2 separate regions of the Homo sapiens genome follow, and region 2 is linked to region 1. The links are chromatin contacts, found by Hi-C or POLR2A ChIA-PET in ENCODE. All regions are on one chromosome and are shown on one strand. The core of a region is the stretch at or near the end of the contact, and the rest is flanking DNA. Distances in the headings are between cores, read along the strand shown. Region 1 has its middle 16 kb from the start of BICRAL. Region 2 holds the start of ABCC10 (ATP binding cassette subfamily C member 10).

The links. Hi-C counts contacts between places; a loop is a spot of excess contacts on that map. ChIA-PET counts read pairs that join two places held with the same protein, here RNA polymerase II (POLR2A). Pooled maps may share reads with other maps.
Region 2: POLR2A ChIA-PET joins it to region 1 with 19 read pairs in OCI-LY7. The contact joins the promoter of ABCC10 here to the enhancer-like site in region 1. A Hi-C loop is called at or near these places in 7 of 50 pooled maps. POLR2A ChIA-PET finds 5 or more read pairs at or near these places in 3 of 52 experiments (OCI-LY7, SK-N-SH and WTC11).

Annotation. Positions count from the first base shown.
Region 1 is chr6:42,762,388-42,769,013 of GRCh38, forward strand. It overlaps a transcript of BICRAL not described here. Among named protein-coding and RNA genes, the nearest start is that of BICRAL, 16 kb to the right of the region's middle. Within about 2 kb of position 4,109, at least 6 of the 41 ENCODE cell types and tissues checked have a DNase peak (open chromatin) inside an H3K27ac peak, as active enhancers do.
Region 2 is chr6:43,425,194-43,431,569 of GRCh38, forward strand. ABCC10 (ATP binding cassette subfamily C member 10) reads left to right here and starts at 2,348. Exons shown (of 22, transcript NM_001198934.2): 1 at 2,348-2,564; 2 at 2,775-2,946. The coding sequence starts at 2,786. It overlaps LOC105375065 (a long non-coding RNA gene), which reads left to right. Exons shown (of 6, transcript XR_007059585.1): 6 at 1-821. RefSeq lists enhancers at 302-823, 2,925-2,994.

The sequences.
Region 1 (6,626 bases), core at 2,859-5,358:
TAAAAACTTTTTTTAAAGCATTTTTTTTATGAAAGCTTCGCTATCTGTGAAATCTTCACTTTTGGGAACCACTAATCTAATCTTATCTCACTTTACAGATAAGGGCATGTAAAACACTTGTGTGTTATGTAATATTAGTGGTATATGAGGTGTCTTCACAAAGTCTAAGTATTTAATTGTAAGTTCCTGGAGGGATGTGGTTGTGTCTCCTATTTTTTACACCCCATAATCCCAGTTTATGGCATCATGCCTGGCATGTGAGGCACCCAATAATTATCTAGCTGGGTGTGGTAGACACACCTATAATCCCAGCACTTATTCCTTGAGCCTAGGAGTTCAAGACCAGCCTGGGCAACAATGATACTTCGTCTCTACTAACAGTAAAATAACTTAAGCCTGGTGTGGTGGTACACGCCTGTAGTCCCAGCTACCCAGGTGACTGAGGCAGAGGATTGCTTGAGCCTGGGAGGTCGAGGCTGCTGTGAGCCGTGATCATACCCACTGCACTCCAGCTTGGGTAACAGAGTGAGACTCTGTCTCAAAAAAAAAAAAAAATCTATTGAATGAATAAATGAAATAGCCTGGCACTCTTGAACCTTAGATTGTAATGATATTTATTCTTACTGATAGAGCTAGTAAACTCCTCGAGGGAGCCTCTGCCCCTTATTGTCCAGTAGAACAGATTCTCTGGGTGAATGAGCCCAAAGGTCAAACAGATCAAGCATTTTCAAGAAAAGATAACCCAATAACCTGAATCATAGCAGGAACCACGAGGTACTTCACTTATATTATCTCATTTAATCTTCATGGTAATCTTGCCAGGAGGGTAATCATTTGAAGCAAGAACAGGTTTAAGATTTCTTAAAAGACACAGATGTAAGTCTTTAATACAGATTGGGAAGAGGATTACTTTTTCTGTCTCAGGTTCTTCAGGATAAAGGATAAAGATTTGGAGATCGTTTAAAAGCTTTTATATAAATGCTCATTCACTGAGTTCAAATACTTTTAAAATGTCCTGGCAGTTGAAAGTTAAATAAGAAGCAAAAAATTATTCTTCTGCCTAGAATTTTTAAGGTTATCTTCTTTAGGTAGGATTTTATTGTTTGCTATGATGTGCCGCTTTTCTTGAAATACTACAAACCAGTGTTTTCAGCTGGGTGCGGTGGCTCACACCTGTAATTTCAGCACTTTGGGAGGCTAAGGCAAGCGGATCACTTGAGGTCAGGAGTTCAAGACCAGCCTGGCTGACATGGTGAAACCCCATCTCTACTAAAAATGTAAAAATTAGCTGGGCATGGTGGCATGTGCCTGTAATCCCAGGTACTTGGGAGGCTAAGGCAAGAGAATCACTTCAACCCGGGAGGTGGAGGTTGCAGTGAGCCAAGATTACACCACTGCACTCCAGCCTGAGCAACAGAGTGAGACTCTGTCTCAGAAAAAAACAAAAAACAAACAAAAAAAACGAGCGTTTTCAAAATGCAGGTACCAAGCCAGTGAGGTCATGAAATGCATTTAGTGCATTAAAAAAAAAAAAAAAAGACAAAAGAAAATAGCATATTAAATGTCTGCCAAGGCTGGGCACAGTGGCTCACACCTGTAATCCCAGCACTTTGGGAGGCCGAGGCGGGCAGATCACCTGAGGTCAGGAGTTCAAGACCAGCCTGGCCAACATGGTGAAACCCTGTCTCTACTAAAAATACAAAAATTAGCCGGGTGTGGTGGCACGCGCCTGTAGTCCCAGCTACTCGGGAGGCTGAGGCAGGAGAATCACTTGAACCTGGGAGGCAGAGGTTGCAGTGAGCCAAGATCATGCCACTGTACTCCAGCCTGGGCGACAGAGCAAGACTTTGTTTCCGAAAAAAAAAAAACAAAAATGTCTGTCGGGCACAGTGGCCCACACCTGTAATCCCAGCACTTTGGGAGGCGGAGGTGGGTGGGAGGATTGCTTGAGCCTAGGAGTTCAAGACCAGCCTAGGCAACATGGCGTAACCTCGTCTCCACAAAAATAAAAAAAATTAGCCAGGTGTGGTGGCACGTGCCTGTAGTCCCAGCTACTCCAGAGGCTGAGGTTGGAGGATCACCTGAGCCTGGGAAGTTGAGGCTGCAGTGAGCCATGATTGCACCTGGGCAGCAGAGTAAGACTCTGTCTTAAAAAAAAAAAAAAGAGTTTTGTGTTGCATATATAGATTTATATTATGTAACTGTATTCTATATATACACATACACGACTTGAGAGATAGGTTGTATTCTTTTTATAGGTTATGGGGTCTTTTGTTTGTTTGTTTTTTTGAGACGGAGTCTTGCTTTGTCACCCAGGCTGGAATGCAGTGGTGCGATCTCAGCTCACTTGCAAGCTCTGCCTCCCGGGTTCATGCCATTCTCCTGCCTCAGCCTCCCGAGTAACTGGTACTACAGGCGTGTGCCACCACGCCTGGCTAAGTTTTTGTATTTTTAGTAGAGACGGGATTTTACCGTATTAGCCAGGATGGTCTTGATCTCCTGACCTTGTGATCCACCCGCCTCAACCTCCCAAAGTGCTGGGATTACAGGCATGAGCGACCACGCCCGGCCTAGGTTATGTTTTAAAAATGTTAGAAAAACGTTTTGTGAATAAATGATGCCTTGCACTTTATGGGGCTCAGAAGTGTTTGTTGAATTGGATAAAGAGCTGTCTTTGTGTCATTACAACGCTGTAGCAATAAGGAACTATGCATGCTGAGCCAACTCCTGTGAAATGTCTTGTCAAGTGAGAACCTATTTGTGCTGCAGAGACTTTTCCCTTCTGTAGTTGGTAATAATAATGAAAGTTTGCTTTTACAAAGTAACTATTACAAAGTTGCATTATTATTGCTAAACAGTGAAAGAGGCTGATTTGGAGGACGGAATAATGGCAGGAAACATTTAGGAATGTGAATGCGTAACAGGGCTATGTTGCCAGGGATTTGTAGCTCTGACAATTGGGAGTTCTCTCTGGGAGAGATCCCAGTGGTCCATGACATGTAGTAATTTGAAATTTGCTGAGGCGCAAATTCAAGTACATCCTAGGAGGCTTGTGGGGAGGGAGACAGTCATTGAGCTAGTGAGCAAGCCACGCCCCCTGCTCCATGTATGTGTTTAAACATGGCATGCATGCTATTTTTTTCTGTTCTTTGTCTTCACAGAGTAATTCCCTTCAGGTAATAGAAACTCTTTTCATCTGAAGAATGATGATGAAGTGAAAGGTGAAGCTTGAGTGAAATGTGTGTTGCAAACATAAGCCAAGGAAAATATAGGCTCTTGATAAAGGTGTGAGTTCCCCAGAAAGCCAGAGCCACTGTAGGACTTCATGTATCGTACAAGTGGGCGATTCCTGGTGCTCTCTTGTTGGTAGCTCTACAGGCTGTCAGGGATCAAGGCAATATTATTTGCTGCTTTTTTTTTAAGAACCTGTAGGGGTGAGCATTGATTTGAGGCAATATATAATGATTGATTATATAGCCTGTGGAAGATAGAAACTTAGTGTGTAGAAATCGTTTAAAAAGAGGAAAAACTATATTGTATATGTGGGGATTTGTTTGTTTGCTACTAATTCCAGTGCTTTTTGTTTTTGTTTTCTATTTATTTCTTTTGAGACCAGGTTATAAGACTGGCTAATTTTTGTATTTCTGGTAGAGACAGGATTTTGCCCAGGCTGGTCTCGAACTCCTGGGCTCAAGCTATCCATCCACCTTAGCTTCCCAAAGTGCTGGGAATGCAGATGTGAGCCACCATGCCCAGCCTTCCGGTACTTTTTCATCAATTGCTTTAGGAGTGACTTTGTAAAGTTCTCTGATATTATCTGAGTAGTCAAGTTCTTTAGGATTGTGTCATCAGTCTCAAGTTTGCCCAGAGCTGGGGCTTTTCCACAAATCTTGGGGGTAAGAGAGAGAGATGAAGAGTTGGAGCCAGGACAAGGATCGTCAGTGGGAAAATCAGGACCAGATTCTGCTTCTACCTTCATGTGTAGATGCTGACTCTTTTGAAAGAACTACAATAAAGTCACCTGTGGATTGACCCACATGCCTTAGCTCTGAAACACGCAAACTGGCTAACTGGGGAATCCACTCCCATGCCATTCTCTAATATTTGTTCATCTAAACTTAGCATCCTGTAATGTGCTTGTGAGTCATAATTGCAATTGTAGAAAGAGAAAGAGGCCTGGCACAGTGGGTCACGCCTGTAATAGCACTTTGGGAGGCCGAGCGGGTGGATCACTTGAGGTTAGCAGTTTGAGACCAGCCTGGCCAACATGGTGAAACCCCATCTCTGCTAAAAATACAAAAATTAGCTGGGTGTGGTGGTGAGCACCAGTAATCCGAGCTACTCGGGAGTCTGAAACAGAAGAATTGATTGTGCCGGGTGCCGTGGCTCACACCTGTAATCCCAGCACTTTGGGAGGCCAAGGCGGGCGGATCATGAGGTCAGGAGATCGAGACCATCCTGGCTAACACAGTGAAACCTCGTCTCTACTAAAAATACAAAAAATTAGCCGGGCGTGGTGGCAGGCGTCTGTAGTCCCAGCTACTCGCGAGGCTGAGGCAGGAGAATGGCGTGAACCCGGAAGGCGGAGCTTGCAGTGAGCTGAGATGGCGCCACTGTACTCCAGCCTGGGCAACAGAGTGAGACTCCATCTCAAAAAAAAAAAAAAAAGAAGAAGAATAGATTGAACCTGGGAGGCAGAGGTTGTAGTGAGCCAAGATTGTGCCACTGCACTCCAGCCTGGGCGACAGAGTTAAGCCTCTGTCTCAAAGAAAGAAAGAGAAAGAAAAGAGGAGAGAGGAATGTCAACTTAATTAATTGTTTAAAAAGAGGAAAAACTGTGTTGTATGTGTGTGGATTTGTCTGTTTGCTTATTAATTCCAGTGCTTTTTTTTGTTTTCTATTTATGTCATTTAATTATTAATTAATGTCATTTAATTTTAAATGAGAAATTATGCCTCATGTAAAAGTTTTTTTGTAAAAGGCTAGGCTGAGATTCATTCATTGCCTCACCATGGATGCCACCATGAGTCTAACTCTGCTGTCTCAGCTCTGCAAACACAGATGATAGATGGGCATCTCATCTGAACATCATTAGGTCCAGGGAACACTTGTCCATGCCACCCTGACTGACTTTAATCCAGTGGGTGTTTGTTGAGTGTCTGCTACCTGCAACACCAGCCAGGTGGCTTGATATGGTAAAGACGCAAGAAATGTTAGCTTAACATATTGATGCAAGCTACTGTAGTTGGCCCTGGGGAGAAGGGAAGTATAAAAATGAACAAAGTGTAGTCTTCATCTCCTTGAGGCTTACAATCCAGGGACAGACAGGACAAGTAATTATTAGTCAAGCTGACCATACTGTGTGTTATCAAGGAGGAAGGAAGTTCTATGGAAGTACAGAGGAAACAGGAGGGTGGGAAAAGTGGGAAGGCAGGGGAGGTGTCCATAGGAAAGGAACACCAGGCAACAGGAAGAACACAGGCAGAGCTGGGTGGACACCAATTGAGAAACTTGGGAATAACACCGCATGGCAAGAGTGGAGAGTGGTCTGGAGCAGCATGGAGGAGGCGTGGTGGAAGATGGGGCTGGAGATGCCAGTCATTCTGAGGGTGCTTGGGGACCTGTCAGATGGTTTAGAGCAGGGAGTGAGGCATCAGATTTGTGTTTTAGAAGAAGGTGAAGAGAATGGATTGGAGTAGGGGAAGTGCCATTGGGAGGCTATTGTAATGTTTCACTGGATAAATGACAGGGCTTGACTGAGAGCAGTGGAAATGAAATTGAGGTTACTCAAGAATGATTTGTCTTCGAAAGCCAATCTGTGAATTTATAATGGGCATGAACTTACCAACCACTGGAATGATTAGGTCAGCTGGCCGGAACACTACTTTTAAAAGTGAAGTCCATTAATAATCAAAAGATTACTGGCTGAAAGTGAAGTGAAGGCAAAAGGAGTTGGATGGTCTGAGAGGACCTTTTACCCCATCGATAGTAGTTTTTACATAGCAGTAATACTAAAGCTTAATCTTTGGTGGGTTGTTGTTCTCTCTGGAGAGATACTTGGCCTGCCACAAAAGGAGGAGCTGCTTCTCTGGCCAGCACTGGACAGAAGCTGGCCAGCATATTCCAGGATCTTTGGTTTGCAAGAAAGTGAGCTTGCTCAGATTAGCAGGTAGAATGAGGAATAATCGTAAGGAAAGGAAATATTCCAACTCCAAAGCTAGAAAGCCAGCCAGGCCTCAGGGGACTCAGATATCAATCAGGCACTTTCTCCTCCCTTCTCCCCTCCATGCCCAGTGAGAATCTGCTTTCTTCCCCTCTACCCCAATCACTGGTCCTTCTGAGGCCGTGCACTTACATGGGCCCCATTACCACTTCTCCAAAATGGTGGCATTGCCCCCTAGGCTTTCTAGCCTTGTAGTCTGCTCCTCACAGCTGACCCAGTCTCTGTGTCCCAAGTGCTAATACCCAGAAGAGAGGATCCTAATGGCCCAGGTTGGGTCAGATGTCGTTCTCTAAGCAGGCTAAAGATGTGATGTGACAGATGCTTTGAGAAAAAACAAAATAGTAGTAAAGAATGGGTAACTCTAATATATTTTAAACGTTTCTGGACTTCATGTTAACCCAGT
Region 2 (6,376 bases), core at 1,098-3,597, 660 kb after region 1:
GCCCCGTCTGAGAAGTGAGGAGCCCCTCCGCCCAGCAGCCGCCCCGTCTGAGAAGTGAGGAGCCCCTCCGCCCGGCAGCTGCCCTGTCTGGGAAGTGAGGAGCGTCTCCGCCTGGCAGCTGCCCCGTCCGGGAGGTGGGGGGCAGCCCCCGCCCGGCTAGCTGCCCCGTCCAGGAGGTGGGGGGGGGCGCCTCCGCCCGGCCAGCTGCCCTGTCCTGGAGGTGGGGGGCGCCTCTGTCCGGCCGCCCCTTCTGGGAAGTGATGAGCCCCTCTGCCCGGCCGCCACCCCATCTGGGAGGTGTACCCAACAGCTCATTGAGAACGGGCCATGATGACGATGGTGGTTTTGTCGAATAGAAAAGGGGGAAATGTGGGGAAAAGATAGAGAAATCAGATTGTTGCTGTGTCTGTGTAGAAAGAAGTAGACATAGGAGACTCCATTTTGTTCTGTACTAAGAAAAATTCTTCTGCCTTGGAATGCTGTTAATATATGACCTTACCCCCAACCCCCTGCTCTCTGAAACATGTGCTGTGTCCGCTGAGGGTTAAATGGATTAAGGGCGGTGCAAGTGCTTTGTTAAACAGATGCTTGATGGCAGCATGCTCGTTAAGAGTCATCACCACTCCCTAATCTCAAGTACCCAGGGACACAAACACTGCGGAAGGCCGCAGGGTCCTCTGCCTAGGAAAACCAGAGACCTTTGTTCACTTGTTTATCTGCTGACCTTCCCTCCACTATTGTCTTATGACCCTGCCAAATCCCCTTCTGCGAGAAACACCCAAGAATGATCAATAAAAATAAATAAATAAATAAATAAAAAACTGTGATTCATGGGATTCATGGGAGGAGGACAACGTATATCAACATTAACAGAAGTTTGGAAGAAGCTGATTCCAACCTTCACGGATGGACCTTCAAGACATCAGTGGAGGAAGTAACTGCAGATGTGATGGAAACAGCAAGTGAATTAGAATTAGAAGTGGAGCCTGGCCAGGTGCAGTGGCTCACACCTATAATCCCAGCACTTTGGGAGGCCAAGGCAAGCGCATCACCTGAGGCCAGGAGTTCAAGACCAGCCTGGGCCAGGTAGCAAGACTCTGTTAATTAATTACTAAAGATTGTGAAATGCAAACCTACATCTCTTAGTTTTTAAAAATAGGAAAATTAATTCTTGACGTTGAGGGATATGGGGCTTCTTACTGAGATTAAGTGGGATAACCATAATTGTCATTTGTTTAGCTTTTCTTCTTCAAGCACTGTACACACCTATGTAAAGGCGGATACCAACACCATGCCTGACAAACATAATAAAATAAAGATGCAGAAGTAACCTGCCCAACATCCCTCTGCTAAAAGCATTCAAACCCAGGTCCGTATAATTATAAAGGTTATGTTCTTCCCACTGCTTCCTTAAAAGATTTATTGGAGGACTACCCTAGGCAAAGCACTTGCCCTAAGCACTCTAAATTAATTATTCAACTCTCTCAACAGTACTTTAGTATTGGTATTGTCCCTGTTGTACAAATAAAGAAGTTGAGGCTCGGCCGGGGTGGTGGCTCACGCCTGTAATCCCGGCTCTTCGGAAGGCCAAGGCGGACGGATCACGAGGTCAGGAGATCGAGACCATCCTTGCCAACATGGTGAAACCCCGTCTCTACTAAAAATACGAACAAAAAAATTGGCTGGGCGTGGTTGCGCGCGCCTGTAGTCCCAGCTACTCGGGAGGCTGAGGCAGGAGAATCGCTTTAACCCGGGAGGCGGAGGTTGCAGTGAACCGAGATTGTGCCACTGCACTCCAGCCTGGTGACAGAGCGAGACTCCGTCCCCCCCCCAAAAAAAAGTTGAGGCTCAAAAAAGTTAGGTAACTTGTCCAAGGTCATGCAGCCCTAGAATAATAAGGGAAAACAGTGTGTCCCAAAATGGCATTATTTGTCCGTGGGGCAGGTATGTTTGAATTTCCATCCATCCATCTATCTATCTGAGACTGGGGTCTCGCTATGCTGCTTGGACTGTTCTCGAACTCCTGGGCTCAGGCCATCCTCCTGGGATCTACCGGCGCGCAGAGACTACGGGCGCGCAGGGACTACCGAGGCGCGCAACCGTGCCCGGCTCCCCACCTCTTCAAGAAATGGAGATTGCAATGCTTGTGCCAACTAGTAAGCTTACACAGTTGTGAGCGAATACTCCACGTGAGAGGTTATAAATGACGTTGCACTAAGGGAGGGATGGATCCTTAACGCAAGTCAGGCCACAAAAGCGTACCAAAACGCAACTGTGCGTCTGCACCAGCGCGCCTGCGTGCAAAGGCCAGCCGAAGCAGAGAGCAGTGCACATGCGTGCAGCTACCAGCATATGGGCGTGGCGAATAGCGCCGGCTAGGTCTTCCAACCTCTAGGTGGGGTGCCAGCCGGGGCGGGCCCAGCACCCCGGCCGGGCAGTACTTTTTTTTTTTTTGCATACACCAGTTCTCAGGATATCGGAATCCGGTGCACAGCAGCTTCTTCAGGTTTGAGGTTCCGGATGCCTGGGGGCGGAGAAACGGGAGGGGAAAAACAGATGGCAAGGTGGGTGACCAGCGTCCAGAAATCCACTGGGGAAACCTCCTCCCGTTTTTACCCTTGGTACCGCGAGAATGGGCGGGGTCTGGCTTCGGGGCGGAAGCGACGGGCGGTCCCGGTTCCAGGGCGGGGCTGGAGACAGGGAGACCCGGCTGGGAAGTGCAGGCAAAGCCGGCTGTTACCCTGCACAGCCGTCACCCTCAACTTTCCCTTCAGGTGAGGCGTCCATGGAACGACTTCTGGCCCAGCTGTGCGGCAGCAGCGCAGCGTGGCCGCTCCCGCTGTGGGAGGGGGACACCACAGGCCACTGCTTCACCCAGCTGGTGCTCAGCGCCCTGCCCCACGCGCTCCTCGCCGTGCTCAGTGCCTGTTACTTGGGCACCCCGAGGTGGGTAGAGACGGGCGCAAGGCATCTGTCCATGTGTGCCTGCAGATCTCACCCGCGGCCTACATCTTCCGGCAGTGTCACCAGAATAGCGAGGTCTCTGGAGTAGGGCAGAAGTAGAATAAAATCTAAGCATTGCTACTTAGCAGCAATGTGGCTGTTCTTGGGCAAGTACCTGCCTTCTCTGAGTCTCATTGTTGGGAGGTTTAAATGAGATAATGAATTTAAGCATATAGTGCAGCGCCTGGCATGTTTTTAAAGGTCCGATGAGTATCAGAAATCATCAGAATTGTCCATTTTCAGCTACCCGGACTCAGCTGTCATGAATTGGAGGCAGAATTGGGGGAACAACGTTTTTAGCCAAAAGCGATGATGTGTTTAAGTTGTAGGCTCAGTTTCTCACCACTGCAACCCATGAAACCTTAGTGTTTCCAGATTAAGAAAAGCATACCTAGGCTCAGCTGAAGAGGAAGCAGTAGATAGACAAGAAGAGCAAAATCAAACATTAAGCCTTCCCCAATTAAGGGCTATAAGGTGTGGATGCTAAACTCAACTTGATTTTGTATTTAGTTCTTGTATGGCTAGAGATGACTAAAGTTAGTCTCATTCTGGCTGCCGAGAAGATAGGAGGACGGTGTGGTCTCTGCCTTTGGGAGTTCCTAGTCTGATGGGGGGAAGTGTCTCTATCCAAGAGGTCTTTCTTGCTTTCTCATTAGACTGAGTTCCCAAAAGACTGTGCCAATTTTTAATAGCTGCTCTTCTGAGAAGGCTGTCTATGCTAGGTGATTAAACCCTTCTAGACTTTTGTCTCTGTGTAAGAAACAAATCAGGATTCCTCCCAGACCAAGCGGATACACAGCTTCTCCTATCCAAGGAAGGGATTCATCCGCCCCCTGGGAAAGCAAGAAAGACCATCATGTGATCAATAGAAATTGTGCTTCACTTCACTTATCAGCCTTGTGTGTGTTGCTGAGAAGGGTTAGAGAGATCGAGAATCTAAGACAGGAAAGGGCCTCAGAAGGCTTTAACTTGAGACTCACTGCTCACCATACTGGTGAGGAAAGTGAGATTCAGAGAGGAAAAGAGACTTGAAGGGGTGATGAGGCTGGTTGATGGCCAACTTGGGGCCAGTTTATGCCTCCAAGGGCCCAGTGTTCTTTCTTGGGTCCCCACATCTTAGGAAATATATATATTTTTTTCTTTTCCTTCTTTCTTTTCTTTCTTTCTTTTCTTTCTTGTGTGTGTGTGTGTGTGTGTGTGTGTGTGTGTGTGTGGCGGGGGGGAGGGGGGATTGTTATTGTTGTTTTGTTTTTTGAGGCAGCGTCTCCCTCTGTTGCCCAGGCTGAAGTACAGTGGTGCAATCACAGTTCACTGCAGCCTCAACCTCCTGGGCTCCAGCAACCTCTCACCTCAGCCTTTTGATTTGCTGGGGCCACAAGTGCATGCCACCACACCTGGCTAATTTTTTTAAAAATTATTTTTAATAGGCCGGGTGCAGTGGCTCAAGCCTGTAATGCCAGCACTGTAGGAGGCCAGGAGTTCGAGACCAGCCTGCCAACGTGGCAGAATGCCATCTCTACTAAAAATACAAAAAATTGGCCGGGCCCAGTGGCTCATGCCTGTAATCCCAGCACTTTGGGAGGCTGAGACAGGCAGATCACTGGAGGTCAGGAGTTTGAAACCAGCCTGGTCAACATGGTGAAACCCCATCTTGAATCGCTTGAACCCAGGAGGCAGAGGTTGTGGTGCGCCAAGATTGCACCACTGCACTCCAGCCTGGACGACAAAGCGAGACTCTGTCTCAAAAAGAAAAAATTATTTTTAGTAGAGACAAGGCCTTGCTTTGTTGTCCAGGCTGGTCTTGAACTCTTGGGCTCAAGCAATCCTTCTGCCTCAGCCTCCTAAAGTTCTGGGTTTACAAATGTGAGCCACCATGCCCAGCCAGAAATAGAAAAAAATTTTTTTTTTCTTTGAGACAGGGTCTTACTCTGTCACCCAGGCTGGAGAGCAGTGGCACGATCTCGGCCCACTGCAACCTCCACCTCTTGGGTTCAAGCGATTCTCCTGCCTTAGCCTCCAGAGTAGCTGAGACTACAGGCATGTGCCACCATGCCTGGCCAGTTTTCGTATTTTTACTAGAGATGGAGTTTCACTGTGTTACACAGGCTGGTCTTGAACTCCTGGCCTCAAGTGATCCACCTGCCTCTGCCTCCCAAAGTGCTGGGATTACAGGCTTGAGCCACCATGCCCAGCCCAGAAATAGAATTCTTAAAGGCTGATTTTTTATTCCCATCTAAATCCCTACAAATAACTGTCATCAGGTGGACTTTTAAGAAAACCCCCAGCTACTCGGGAGGCTGAGGCAGGGGAATCGCTTGAACCTGGGAGGCGGAGGTTGCAGCGAGCTGAGATCACGCCATTGCGCTCCAGCCTGGCGACAGAGCAAGACTCTGCATTTTAGCTTACAAGTAAACTTTTTTAGTAACCTAGCCGTGCCACAAAGGGTGTAACAGACTCAGTCCTCTTTTTGTATGAACTTTCAAGACATCCTGATACTCACTGCTGCAGATACGTTTTCCTGTATTTGATTCTTTTTTTTTTTTTTGGACAGAGTCTCTCTTTGTCACCCAGGCTGGAGTACAGTGGCACGATCTCAGCTCACTGCAACCTCCGCCTCCCAGGTTCAAGCGATTCTCGTGCCTCAGTGTCCCAAAGTAGCTGGGATTACAGGTGTGTGCCACCATTCCCTGCTAATTTTTGTATTTTTATTAGAGACCGGGTTTTACCATGTTGGCCAGGCTGGTCTCAAACTGCTGATCTCAAGTGATCTGCCTGCTTCAGCCTCCCAAAGTGCTGGGATTACGGGCATAAGCCACTGTGACCAGCCCCTGTATTTGATTCTTAATGCAGACAGATCACCTTTTGTTTATTAAAAACATTTTTTTATGCCAAGAAGATATAAACACAAGCAAAAAGAGATATTTTTCTTTAGCTAAAGGAGTCGCAAAAGCAATCCACACCACCTTCTATAATCAGTGGAAAGAGAGTAGAATATTCCAAGCCTTTATAAAGTTTAGGCTACCATATTAGAATATAAAAGCTGTATGTAAGTCCGATTTTTATTCATTTAATAGTGCTTCAGGTGAATTTAAGGGTACTGTTAGGTGGATCCTTTTGTAAAAATGAATATGTACCCTTTATCAGTTATCTGCATGAAAACTTTGGATTTTCTTTTTTTTCCTGAGACGGAGTCTTCCCCTGTCACCCAGGCTGGAGTGCATTGGCGTGATCTCAGCTCACTGCAACCTCCATCTCCCAGATTCAAGCGATTCTCCTGCCTCAGCCTCCTGAGTAGCTGGGATTGCAGGTGCCTGCCACCATGCCTGGCTAATTTTTGCATTTTTGGTAAAGATGGGGGTTTCACCATGTTGGC